3 separate regions of the Homo sapiens genome follow, and regions 1 and 2 are each linked to region 3. A link is a contact called in ENCODE Hi-C data. All regions are on one chromosome and are shown on one strand. The core of a region is the stretch at or near the end of the contact, and the rest is flanking DNA. Distances in the headings are between cores, read along the strand shown.

Region 1 (3,592 bases), core at 813-3,312, 1.0 Mb after region 3:
TTCAAATATTAGTGTTTTTTTTTTAATTAAAGAAGCCAAAATAGTGTCTGTCAATTCTGAGTCTGGGAGATAGAAATATATGGTATGTTTATTTGTATAAATACATTGCATGTGACTGTGTAATTTAATAGAGTAGCTTTACTACTACCTATTTAGAATAAGTCTTTATTTGAATTATATTTAAGCAGATTTGTCCATATTACAATTGTGATTTTTTTCCTCATTACTTTTGAAAGGATTTTGGAGATAATTCTTTTTGAGGATGATTATGAAGATTCAGAGACTCTTCTTAATAGAATATTAAGTGATGACAATTAATGAGGTGACCAGAGTGGTGGAGAATGTAACTTGACCAGTGATTCTCTGTAGTTCTGATCCTCACAAGCTCTACCTCGTCTCTAAGCACCTTAGTGTCCTATTTTGCCCCTTACAGGCTCGCTAAAAGTTGCTTGGATGAAGGTATATTTTCCATTATCACTGTAGCATTTCTCGTTTAAGCATGGTCCCAAAAGGAAATGCAAAATACATACAAATTATTATGAGGTTCTTTTAAGTTCTTGCTCAGTAGTATTCTCCTGTCCATCTTTCAGTTTCTCTTAATAAAAGTCTAAGATTAAGAGTACCATTCTGAACGGTGTAGTATTGAAATCTGCAACCAATTTGAAACCAAAAATACTGGTTTATAAATAGAAGCAACGAACTCACATCTAAAATGTGGAAAGATATTTTTGAATGCCAAAGAGAAATCTTTTTTTCTTTCCCTTGACCTCTGCCCTAAAAATTCATCATTGAATAAAAATTGTTTATATGTTCATGGCAGTTGCTTAGAGTTTACAAAAGAAAAGTCTAGATTTTAATTTAGCTTGGCCTCAGGTAATGTGTTAAATACACTTGGGATGCATATAATATGAGATTTTCGTTTGTACAGCTCTTTTTTTTCTAACTACAATGTTTAAACATACTGCTTTTAATTAAGAAATCTGGCTTTATTAAAAGCCAGATCTGTGACTTATAACCATTTCTGTATATCTGCTCTCAATCAACAGAAAAATAGTTTAATTTCTGTAGCTGTGTTCATTTTGCATATGTTAAACGGATGTAACATGCACCCAGGGCATTGCTTCAGAGACTATTTTTTCCATAAATATGTAAAGTTTTTCTTAAATACCATATGTAGGTTAAGTGGTTCTTTTAAATATTAAACTATACATAAATACTTTTGGGGACTATTTGACCTTTGAATTGACTCCTTTTTGAGTCAGATTCAGAGGTGGGATGGGAGGAAAAGACTAGAATTATTTTTGGAGATGGGAAGTTGGACTGACCTCAGTAGAACCGAAAGTGAGACGACTGAATAGAACGGTAGAAAAAAGGAAATAATTAGCCAATATTACATAGAAACCCCTTTAATTTGATCTTGATATACACACACACACACACACACACAAAAGCAATAAAGCCGCCAGTTTTGCTGATAAGGATAAGTTCCTGTTTTCTCCTCTGAAGACATTTAATATTCAATCAAGGACAGCCACAGAGCCAAGCAGATCATAGCGTAACTCCAAAGATATGGCATGTCATCACCCTGCTGCCCTTTGAACCAAATGGGGTTTTGCAGTCTCTCTCCTTTCTTCCTGAAAACCATTCAACGTGTCCCCAGAATCTGAGCTCCTCAGCCTGAAACACTAATGTGTGTGAAAAGGATTGGTTTGGCCTATCTTTCCCGTGCAAACTGGTATGAATTTTAAAACAAAAACATAAGAACAAAGGAAATAGTTTTTGAATTTAATCAGTCTGAAGTTAGCCTTTGACCATTTGATACATTCCACAATAAAAAGGAAGTTTAAGGGGAAGGCAAAAAAAAAAAAAAAAAAACCTCATCCCCCTTCCCCACAACAACAAAAAAATTCAAGGAGGATACTGGTAATGTTTTCCACATTTGAATTTTAATACATGAAACAGGCTATAAAACTTTGGCCAGCTGCAGTAAATAAAGTAGCCGTGGGAGGTATGCACCGGAAACTTCAGCAGAGAGCACTGGTGAGAGTCTCATTCCCAACTACACACCTTCGTTTGTTGTTCTGGGCGGAAGCGAGTTGCAGTAACTTGATACTCATCCCAGTCCCGGTTTTGTATTGAGCACATCGCCTTTCTAACTCTCCTCAGTAATTCCTTCTGATTAAAGAGTAGACAGCTCTGAATCCTCTCGACCTCCGTACGCTTCTCATTTCCTTTCTCCCTGCCTTCCAAAAATCAAAACAAAATGGCTTGATAACTTGGAAGGTGATATAAGCATTTCTTTCTGCAGCAGCTTGAAGTTGTGGTGGGGAAAACTGTGGTTCTGCCTCGGCTGTTATGTTATCTCATTTAATTGCTAACATATTGTCCTTAGCTTTTGATTCATAAAATGTTTTCCTTGGAGTTCTGAAGTAGGTCTTCAGTGATTTACTAAGTATTAGTATAATGAAAGGGATTTTTTTTTTTCACAGCGGCATGGCTCATAACACAAGAGCGAATGTTTGTATACTTGCAAGCTCTCTGGATGATATTATTGAGCTATGCTTATTTCCTGCTCAAAAACCTTCCCTGCCTTTCCATTTTCTACAAGATAAAGACCAATTCCTTAGCTCAGCATTTGAAGCCTATTACCATTTACCGAAAGCCTTATGTTGAGCTCTTCCAATCTGCAACAAGTCTTCCAGCAAGACAAGGCTGGGCATATTACCAGAATTCACCCTGTATGTTCTCCTTCGGAACTTTTGTATCTCTTTGTCTTGTCCAGCCCTATCTGCTTATCTCTGTACACCTAATACCCACCCATTCTCAAAGCACTGACTCAAATCATTCTTCTTCCAGGAAGCCTTCCCTTGCTACCCCACTCATGCTAGCCATTTTTTTCTCTATTCTTACAGCCCTATGAATCATACCATTTCTAGATATTTATCTTAACCAGCTCCGCATAGCTGTGCATCTTTTATAGATATGACTCTGCCTTACCAACTGTTGTAAATTCCTCGAGTCTCACATATTATATTTTGTCTCTCTCCCCCCGACCCCTGTAAATAGATCATCCATAGAAACGGGAGAAAAGAAACGAGGAAACTTAACATTCTGTGAGTGTGAGTTGGCAGCCCCTCTGCTAGGCGCTCTGCATGTGTTGTCTTAGGCAGTCTTCACAACAGCCCAGTGAGGATGATAATAGTGGTCATTTCAGGTGTCGGTAAAGTGAGCCTTAGAAGTTTGAGCAGTTAGTCTCAAGTCCTGCAGCGGGATTTAAACTCAAGCACATCAACTCCAAATTCAATGCTCTTTTTTACTACCAGGCATACTCTCCAGAGATTATCTATGAGAACACCTTTTCAGAACTTATTTTAAATGCTAGGAGCTTGTGATTTTCAAAACTTGATAAGTGTTGGTTGGCAAAAGAAGTTTCCAGGTATTCCATGGCTGGGTTCCCAGAGCAGCTCTCTTCCCAAATGTATAGACAGAGAACTTTCCCTCCAAAGTGGTGGCATGCTTGGATTAAAACCCACATTATCTATGCACTTATTCTTAAACCAACATGTTTGCGCTGAGTGCCTAAGAGGTGTGA
Region 2 (3,823 bases), core at 878-3,377, 1.0 Mb after region 3:
AATAGGAGTACACTTCTCCTCTATGCTCAAATCTGTGGTTACCTTCAGTGATTTTGACTTAGAGTCATCCTTTGTAGAAATTCAAGAAATTAGATCCATTGGGAATACAAATAAATATGAATCAGCACGAAGAATTATTTAGGTTTATATTGATTGACAGACATAAAGAGCCACCATTTGATCAAGGCCTGTAAAAATTCATGCTTACAAGTTGACATCTTAGATTGAAAGGATAATCATTGATTGAATCCGTTTTCTAATGCATGAATATAAAAATAGCAAATCAAAACCTCAATGGAAAATAGCTATCATGCTTCTGAATAAAAATTAAAATATATAAGAGAGTGAGTTACAAATGGTTGCTGGAGCAGGTGGGCGTGGTCTGCCTATAAGAGAGCAGACTTCAGTCACAGAGGAAAGGAGTGGTGTGGCAGGCAACAGGGTTGAATATGTTTAAAAAAAAAAAAAGGTTTGTACTTAACGCCACAGAGCTCTAGAAGCTGAAACTAGAATCAGTGAGTGAAATCTACAAAGAGGCCAATTTGTGGTAAAAATGGAATGGGCTTCTTTGGGAGATATCAGTCTCAGTACATTTGAAGCACCCCACAGAGGCCAAATAACCACCATTCAGAAAGTTCTGTGTTGCGACACAGGCACCGGGGAGCAGTGCTGGACTTCCTACATCTCTCTGCTGAAACATTCATTTATACTTCCTGAGGCTCATAAGCCTCAAGTGTTGTCTTATTCTTGCTGTATTTTGAATCCAAACAATTAATATGATTTATGTGATCATCTCCACCCAAAATTTAAAAAAAAGTTGGAGTGCATACACACACACACACACACACACACATGCACACATGAATATAAAAATGGCATACTTCAGGATCAATTACTTAAATATATTTTCAGTAAAAAGCAAAATATTATAGGTGATACTTAATACATGGCTGCCTTTAAATAGCATGTGCTTATTAGGTCCTGTGAATTTGTTGTTGGTTCAGATACTTATTGTTGATGCATTCTTTGGAAATACCCTTTTAAAATATATTGGTAACACAAGAGTGATGATTCTCCTTTCTGGTTTCATATTTTTGACTGGAAAAAAAAATAAACCTGATTCATAGCAGTATAAATGTATGGTTAATTTTTTGTGTTTTAGACCCACCGTCCTGTGTAAATGCTCACTTAACCATAGGCTAAGAAAATACTTGGAAATAGAAAAGAAAATGTGAACTACTGATTGTCCTCTTAGTTGACAAATGCTTCATGTTTTCGCTTGAAGGCATGTGCTATGAAGTAGGCAGTTGCTGTCTCAGTGCCACAAGTTCAATGTCTCTGGACCCCAGAGTCGATAGTAGTAGTTAATAAAAAGCTCAGCAGTATTTTTTTAATGAAGTAATCATGCTGTACTCTATAATTTTATTCTTGGAAGCATAAAGAGTATTTACAATATGGTGTCTTTCTAGGGTCAGAATAGTGAGGAAAAAAATGGAAAAATGTCCAAACATCCTTCCTTGCATGGCAATGATGGCATTACTGGTGTGTTTAATAAAACCTTTATTGGTACATTTTCCGGTGTGGTGGCATTGGCAGAAACCATCCCCCTTTGGATTTGGAACTCAGCAGCTGATGAAATACAGTAAACATTAATTTGGAATGGGCTGCCAGTTTTGGAAAGCCAGGTGACATTTTATTATATTTGTACCAAGCAGAGGCTGTGTCCCATACTGCTGTAGCTTCCGCTGTCAGAGGCTTAGCTGGCATTATGGAAAAAAAAAAATGGCAGGCCTGAGAATCTTATCCCCTGAAATGAAAGTCGAATGCCAAATTGAAATTCCTGTAGGATTTCCGATAGCAATGGGGGAATTGAGAAGCTCACAATTAAGCATATGGGCATTAAGATAATTGTCAGATCTGTTGGCGGACATGATAGAAGACAGATGGGTACGAATCAGTGCGCTCCACTGCAGCACCCTGGGAGGCAATTTGACGTTTTACCTGCCTGAGCTACTCTGCCATATTTGTCACTGAATGTACAGCACGGCATCTTACTGAGTGTTAAGTGTTTTCGCCGGGAACTATAGGTGCATGTGCGGTCCTTCAGCGCCCTCTAGTGAAACGCGTTTGGGAGTATGGTTTTTGAAAAGCCAGCCTTCATCAGGTCCTCTTGGCCTCTGGAAATAGCTGTCGCACCTCCGGTTCCTGCTCACCTCTCTGGTTCCTCTCGCCCTTTCAGGTGGGGACCCATCGTGAAGATGGCGTGGCCCTGAGAGGCAGCCATTCTCTTCTGCCAAACCAGGTTCCGGTTCCACAGCTTCCTGTCCAGTCTGCGACTTCCCCTGACCTGAACCCACCCCAGGACCCTTACAGAGGTAGGTTGGCCTCACCAGGGCACTTCTGACCTCACTTTCACAATAGGACCAGTGTTGATACCCAGCCTCTTGGTGTTCATCCCTCAAGAAGCACTGGCAGAAACCCAGGAATCAAATTGGGCACAAAAATGGTAAGGAAATGGCAAAGTATTTAGAACTTCGCCCGCTAATTGTGTTTCTCCAGGGACTGTTTTCCTCAAACATCCTCTGAAATCCTGGTCCTATATCAGCAGGGAATGAGGCCACAGACTGATGAGAGGAAATTTTATTTTAGCTATTTCCACATTTTTCTCATTCAGGTCCTCTAATGTGGTTAGTTGTGGCCTGAAAATGATATTTCCAAATGAATAGGAAGGAAGGAAATTGTTTTTGTTGTTTAAGATGGAAGGAAATATAGGTGCATTTAAAAAATGGAGCTTGGTTGCATGATTTTCGCTCTTGAGTCATCTAGCCCTCTAATGATTGCCTCATACCGGTGATTACGAGCGGCTTTTCATGACCCCAGGAAGTTGGGCTATTGCTGGCCAGCTGACTAGGAGTCGCTTAGATAACATCTTCTCAGTCCCTTCACATTTAATATAAAAATGATAACATTGCCACAGGAATACATGTGGGCATTTTTTCAGCTGTTCAACATTGTACAGATCTGAGTGTCAATTATATGTATGGGTATGTCTGCCCATTTTTTATGAATAATAATCATTTTATGGACTTTTTTTTTTTTTTTTTTTGACAGAGCCTCACTCTGTCGCCCAGGCTGGAGTACAGTGGTGCGATCTCAGCTCACTGCAACCTCCACCTCCCAGGTTCAAGCGATTCTCCTGCCTCAGCCTCCCAGGGGGTAGCTAGGATTACAGACATGCATCACCATGCCTGGCTATTTTTCGTATTTTTAGTAGAGACAGGGTTTCACCACATTAGCCAGGCTGGTCTTGAATTCCTGACCTCAAGTGATGCACCCGCCTCAGCCTCCCGAAGTGCTGGGATTACAGGTGTGAACCACCACAACTGGCCAGGACCTTTCTTATCAGGAGGCTTTGGATTTTGCCCTCTTTGTCCTAAACCTGTGCTTCTCAAACTGCACATAAGCACAACCTGAGCATCTTGTTAAAATGCAGATTCCACTTCTGTAGGTCTGGGATTGTCCATTTCTAATGGGCTCACAGATGATGAGGCCGCATGGACCAAAGTTTGAGTGGCAAGGTTCTAGAATACACAGATTACAAATAAAGAGGAATACTTGACAGATATGCTTCTACCTTTAAAAAAATTACTACATTAGGGTCGTGTTTTAAAATGCAGTGTGACTTGGAAAGTTGAGCAATGATAAAGCTAGAAATTTCTAAAATGAGTAGCAAACTGCCTTCCATATGTACCATTTTAAAATGCTGATTACTTCTTGAGAATAAGAGAAGCCTAATTTCAGAATATCATTAGGGTACCTATTG
Region 3 (3,745 bases), core at 973-3,472:
ATCATTCACTAAATTCTTAAATATACGTAGGTCTGCTTTCGGATTTTCTACTTGATTTCACTGATGTGTCTATGTTGGCACCTATGTCAAATTACTGTACATATTGTGGCTTTATAACACATTTGGATATCTGCAAAGGAAAACCCCAACTCATTATTCTTCTTTTTGAGAACATGTTTGCGTGTTTATTCTCCCAGAATTTTGTCAAGCGCTGAAAAGAAAATCCATTAGATTTTCAGCAGGATTGAGTTACATTTGTAGGTTAATTTGCAGAGAATTTGTATGATATTAGCTATTCTTACTACAGGAATACAATTTGTCAATATGCAAGTCTTTTTATATGGCCCTCAGTAAAATTTAATCATTTTTATTAAGATCTTGCATAATTTTTGTCCAGCTTATTTCTAGATATTTTATGTCTTTTTACTACTATGAATAGGATCATCTTGCCTTTATGTTTTTTTTTAAACTGTTCACTGTTGATAAGTAGGAAAGCTGCTGATTTACCTATTGTTTTATTGCCAGCCTTCTTAATGATATATCTTATTAGAAGCCACAAATCAAAATGATAGTGATGCAGTCTGAGAAAGAACCAATCGGCTCAGATACCAGGTGTGAACAGTTTGTACAAACTTTCTATGACATAGCAGCTGAATACTAACCGGGATGTCAGTTCTAATACTTTTTCAGGTAAATCTCCTTTTTCCAATATCTTTCATAGGTAAGCAACCATAACATCTATAATTCCTGGTCATTTTTCTTTCTCCTTCACAATATTTTGTTTTCAGGTTTAATTGCATATATTGAAATTGGAGCACAATCTTAAATAGAAGTGGTGATGATTGACTTCCTTATATTGCTCCTGACTGTACTGGAAAAGTTGGTCAGGGAGAGAGATTACTGTAAATAATGGTAAGGGAAACTCTTATATTCTATTTTATTAATAGTTTTTTTAAAAATTAGAAACTGATAGTGAATTTTATCCCATGCTTTACTTTCTATCAGGATGGTTATATGAATTGTTTATTTTGTCCAATTGATGTTGTAACATATATCAATCCATTTTCCAAGTTGGAGCGCCATTGCATTCCTGGAATAAACCCTACTTGGTTATGATGCATAACCTTTGTGTTATACATCTGAATTTAGTATACTAAGGTTTCATTTAGCATTTTTTTGTATCTATTAGGCATAAGTGTGGGATTAGTTACTATTGTGCTAATTTTGTAACAGAAATTGGTATGTTTCCATCTTTTTATGCTTGCAAAATTTAAATGATGTAGGGATTTTCTGTTTCTTGAAGGTGGTTAGAACTTCCGCAGACAAAAGTATAGGGTTTTTGTGTGGATCATATTTTAATAATTGCTTTTCATTTCTTTAATAATTTTGGTTTATTTGAGTTTTCTATTTCTTCTTGAGTAAGTCTTGTAATTTATATTTTTCTAGAAAATAATCCATTGACTGAGATTTTCGATTTAGTAAAATAGAATAACATATAGTTCCCTGATAATTTTTAAAGTAATCATATCTGTTGCTATATATACTTTCTCATCATTAATGCTATCCTTTTCTGTCTCTCTCTCTCTTTTATCTTTGGACTGGCCAGAGCGTTGTTTATCTTACTGGTCTTTTCAAAGAGCCTACACCTTTCCGTATGTGCTATGGAGACATGCACATACTACATACATCATGTGGCACAAGGAATTAGATCCTGCTAGCAACCAGTTGAGTGAGCTTGGAGACAGATACCCATCAGAAAAGCCTTCAGATAGGACGGCATGCCCAGCCAACACTTTGATTTGTGAGAGACGTTGAACCAAGGGCACCCTGCTAAGTTGCACCTGAATTCTTGCCCCACAGAGACTGTGACATAATTTGTGTTTTCTGTTTCAAAAAACTAATTTTGGGGGTAATTGTTATACAGCAATAGTCAACTAATATAGTAGATGATTGGGTCTCTTAGACATTTGTCAACGCTTTCTATTTGGTTTGTGCGGTCAGGTATTAAGGTCCCTGAGCTCTGTTGTTACAGAGAAATCAATCAACTAACACCAACTAAATAAATAAAATGTGCAAAGCGGGCCTTTCCTCTCAGAAGTCCCCTCTCTGTCACTAGAGAGAGAGCTGTTTTCCTTTCTCTTTCTCTCTCTCTTGCCTATTAAAACTTTGCTCCTAAACTAAAAAAAAAAAATTGTGTAAAGCAGAAGTCAGAGACTCTTAGATTGTGCAACTCTTGATTTGCATAACATCAACCTTTTGTAAGTTGTTCTATAAGGGAGAGAATATAGTTTTAGAGATGTGAAAATATTAGTGTGATATATGGAAATGTAAACTATCTCAGGCAGAGACGAATATTGGGAATAGAGAGGGAAAGGCAGAAGGCACTCACATGAGAGGGAAGGCCCTTCTGTTCAATCCCATGTGGTTTCTGGTACCATGTGTATTCTCATTGCATTATCTTGTGTTATTTTAGTTTATTAGTTTTATTCTCCCCTTTGCTTTATTTTATTCAGGACTAAAAATTGGCAAAGTAAGAGCAAGAAGAGAGGATCAGTTTCTAATTTAAGAAGAGGAATTTATAATAGAAAATAAAAATGTTAAAAAACCAAAGGCATCCACAGTCTAAATTTCATGAACTTCATTTGGGAAATATTTTTTAAATTATGGTAATTTATGGATAAAAAGCATGAAAGATGGGCTGGGGATGGTGCCTCATGCCTGTAATCCCAATACTTTGGGAGGCTAAGGCTGACGGATCATCTGAGGTCAGGAGTTCGAGACCAGCCTGGCCAACATGGTGAAACCCCGTCTCTACTAAAAATACAAAAATTAGCTGGGCATGGTGGCAGGCGCCTGTAATCCCAGCTACTCGGGAGACTGAGGCAGGAGAATCACTTGAACCTGGGAGGCAGAGGTTGCAGTGAGCTGAGATCGCACCATTGCACGCCAGCCTGTGCGACAAGAGCGAAACTCCACCTAAAAAAGAAAAAAAAATAAAAAAGCATGAAAAATGTTTTGCATCTTTGGAACTTACAGGGTTCACAAAGCAGGGTTCAGGAGAAAAAGTTACTCATAGAAATAGAGGACTGACTTACAAGGAAGATGATGAGTCATAGTTTAAAATGCTTGTCACTTAGCCTAATGACCGTCTAAGCAAAGTCTTGAAGTCAGAAAAAGGAAAGAGAAAGTACTGTGAACTCTTGCAGTATGAGGCTACTAGTGGGTCATGTCGGAATTTACATGATAAAAAAATGCATGTTGAGACTGCTGGAATAGACACAAAAAGCAAGAAAAAAAGTGGGAATATTAAAAAGAAATACAGGAGATGACACAGCACAGAAAGTCTTCAGAAAGTCTTATATGAATGAAAAGAGATTGACTGTAGAGAAAACATGCCCCTAAGAATATATATTTTCGAGAGTTAAAAGCAACTCCAGTATTGAAGGCTGTGAAAGATATACTTGACCTTGAGGCCAATGTCCTGAAAAAATGCAAATAGGAGCTGTTAGTCTTCTAATTTCTCCAAAGAGCTATGGGTAATTTAAAGGTCTTTGTGAAGTCTGTATTTTCAACGTACATCAAATCCATGCTTTGCAAGGCCTTCTTGAATGGGACTGTGATGTAATTTGGGGAGTGTCTGTATAATTATAATCCCTTCCTTCAAGGAGTTCATATTTGGCCATAAAGAACAATGCTCAGCCAGGAGCGGTGGCTCATGCCTGTAATCTCAGCACTTTGGGAGGCC

The links. Hi-C counts contacts between places; a loop is a spot of excess contacts on that map. Pooled maps may share reads with other maps.
Region 1: a map with no recorded cell type shows a loop between it and region 3 (4-fold over the local background). The contact joins two enhancer-like sites. A Hi-C loop is called at or near these places in 2 of 37 single-sample maps with no recorded cell type and 3 of 50 pooled maps.
Region 2: a pooled map shows a loop between it and region 3 (2.9-fold over the local background). The contact joins two enhancer-like sites. A Hi-C loop is called at or near these places in 3 of 37 single-sample maps with no recorded cell type and 4 of 50 pooled maps.

What each region holds. Positions count from the first base shown.
Region 1 is chr18:55,250,214-55,253,805 of GRCh38, reverse strand. All of the region lies in intron 15 of TCF4 (transcription factor 4), which reads left to right. Among named protein-coding and RNA genes, the nearest start is that of LINC01929, 130 kb to the right of the region's middle. Within about 2 kb of position 2,062, at least 6 of the 41 ENCODE cell types and tissues checked have a DNase peak (open chromatin) inside an H3K27ac peak, as active enhancers do.
Region 2 is chr18:55,233,100-55,236,922 of GRCh38, reverse strand. It overlaps TCF4 (transcription factor 4), which reads left to right. Exons shown (of 20, transcript NM_001083962.2): 16 at 2,240-2,375. Among named protein-coding and RNA genes, the nearest start is that of LINC01929, 110 kb to the right of the region's middle. RefSeq lists an enhancer at 1,971-2,265. Within about 2 kb of position 2,127, at least 14 of the 41 ENCODE cell types and tissues checked have a DNase peak (open chromatin) inside an H3K27ac peak, as active enhancers do.
Region 3 is chr18:56,256,813-56,260,557 of GRCh38, reverse strand. No RefSeq gene overlaps it. Among named protein-coding and RNA genes, the nearest start is that of LINC03069, 67 kb to the right of the region's middle. Within about 2 kb of position 2,222, at least 2 of the 41 ENCODE cell types and tissues checked have a DNase peak (open chromatin) inside an H3K27ac peak, as active enhancers do.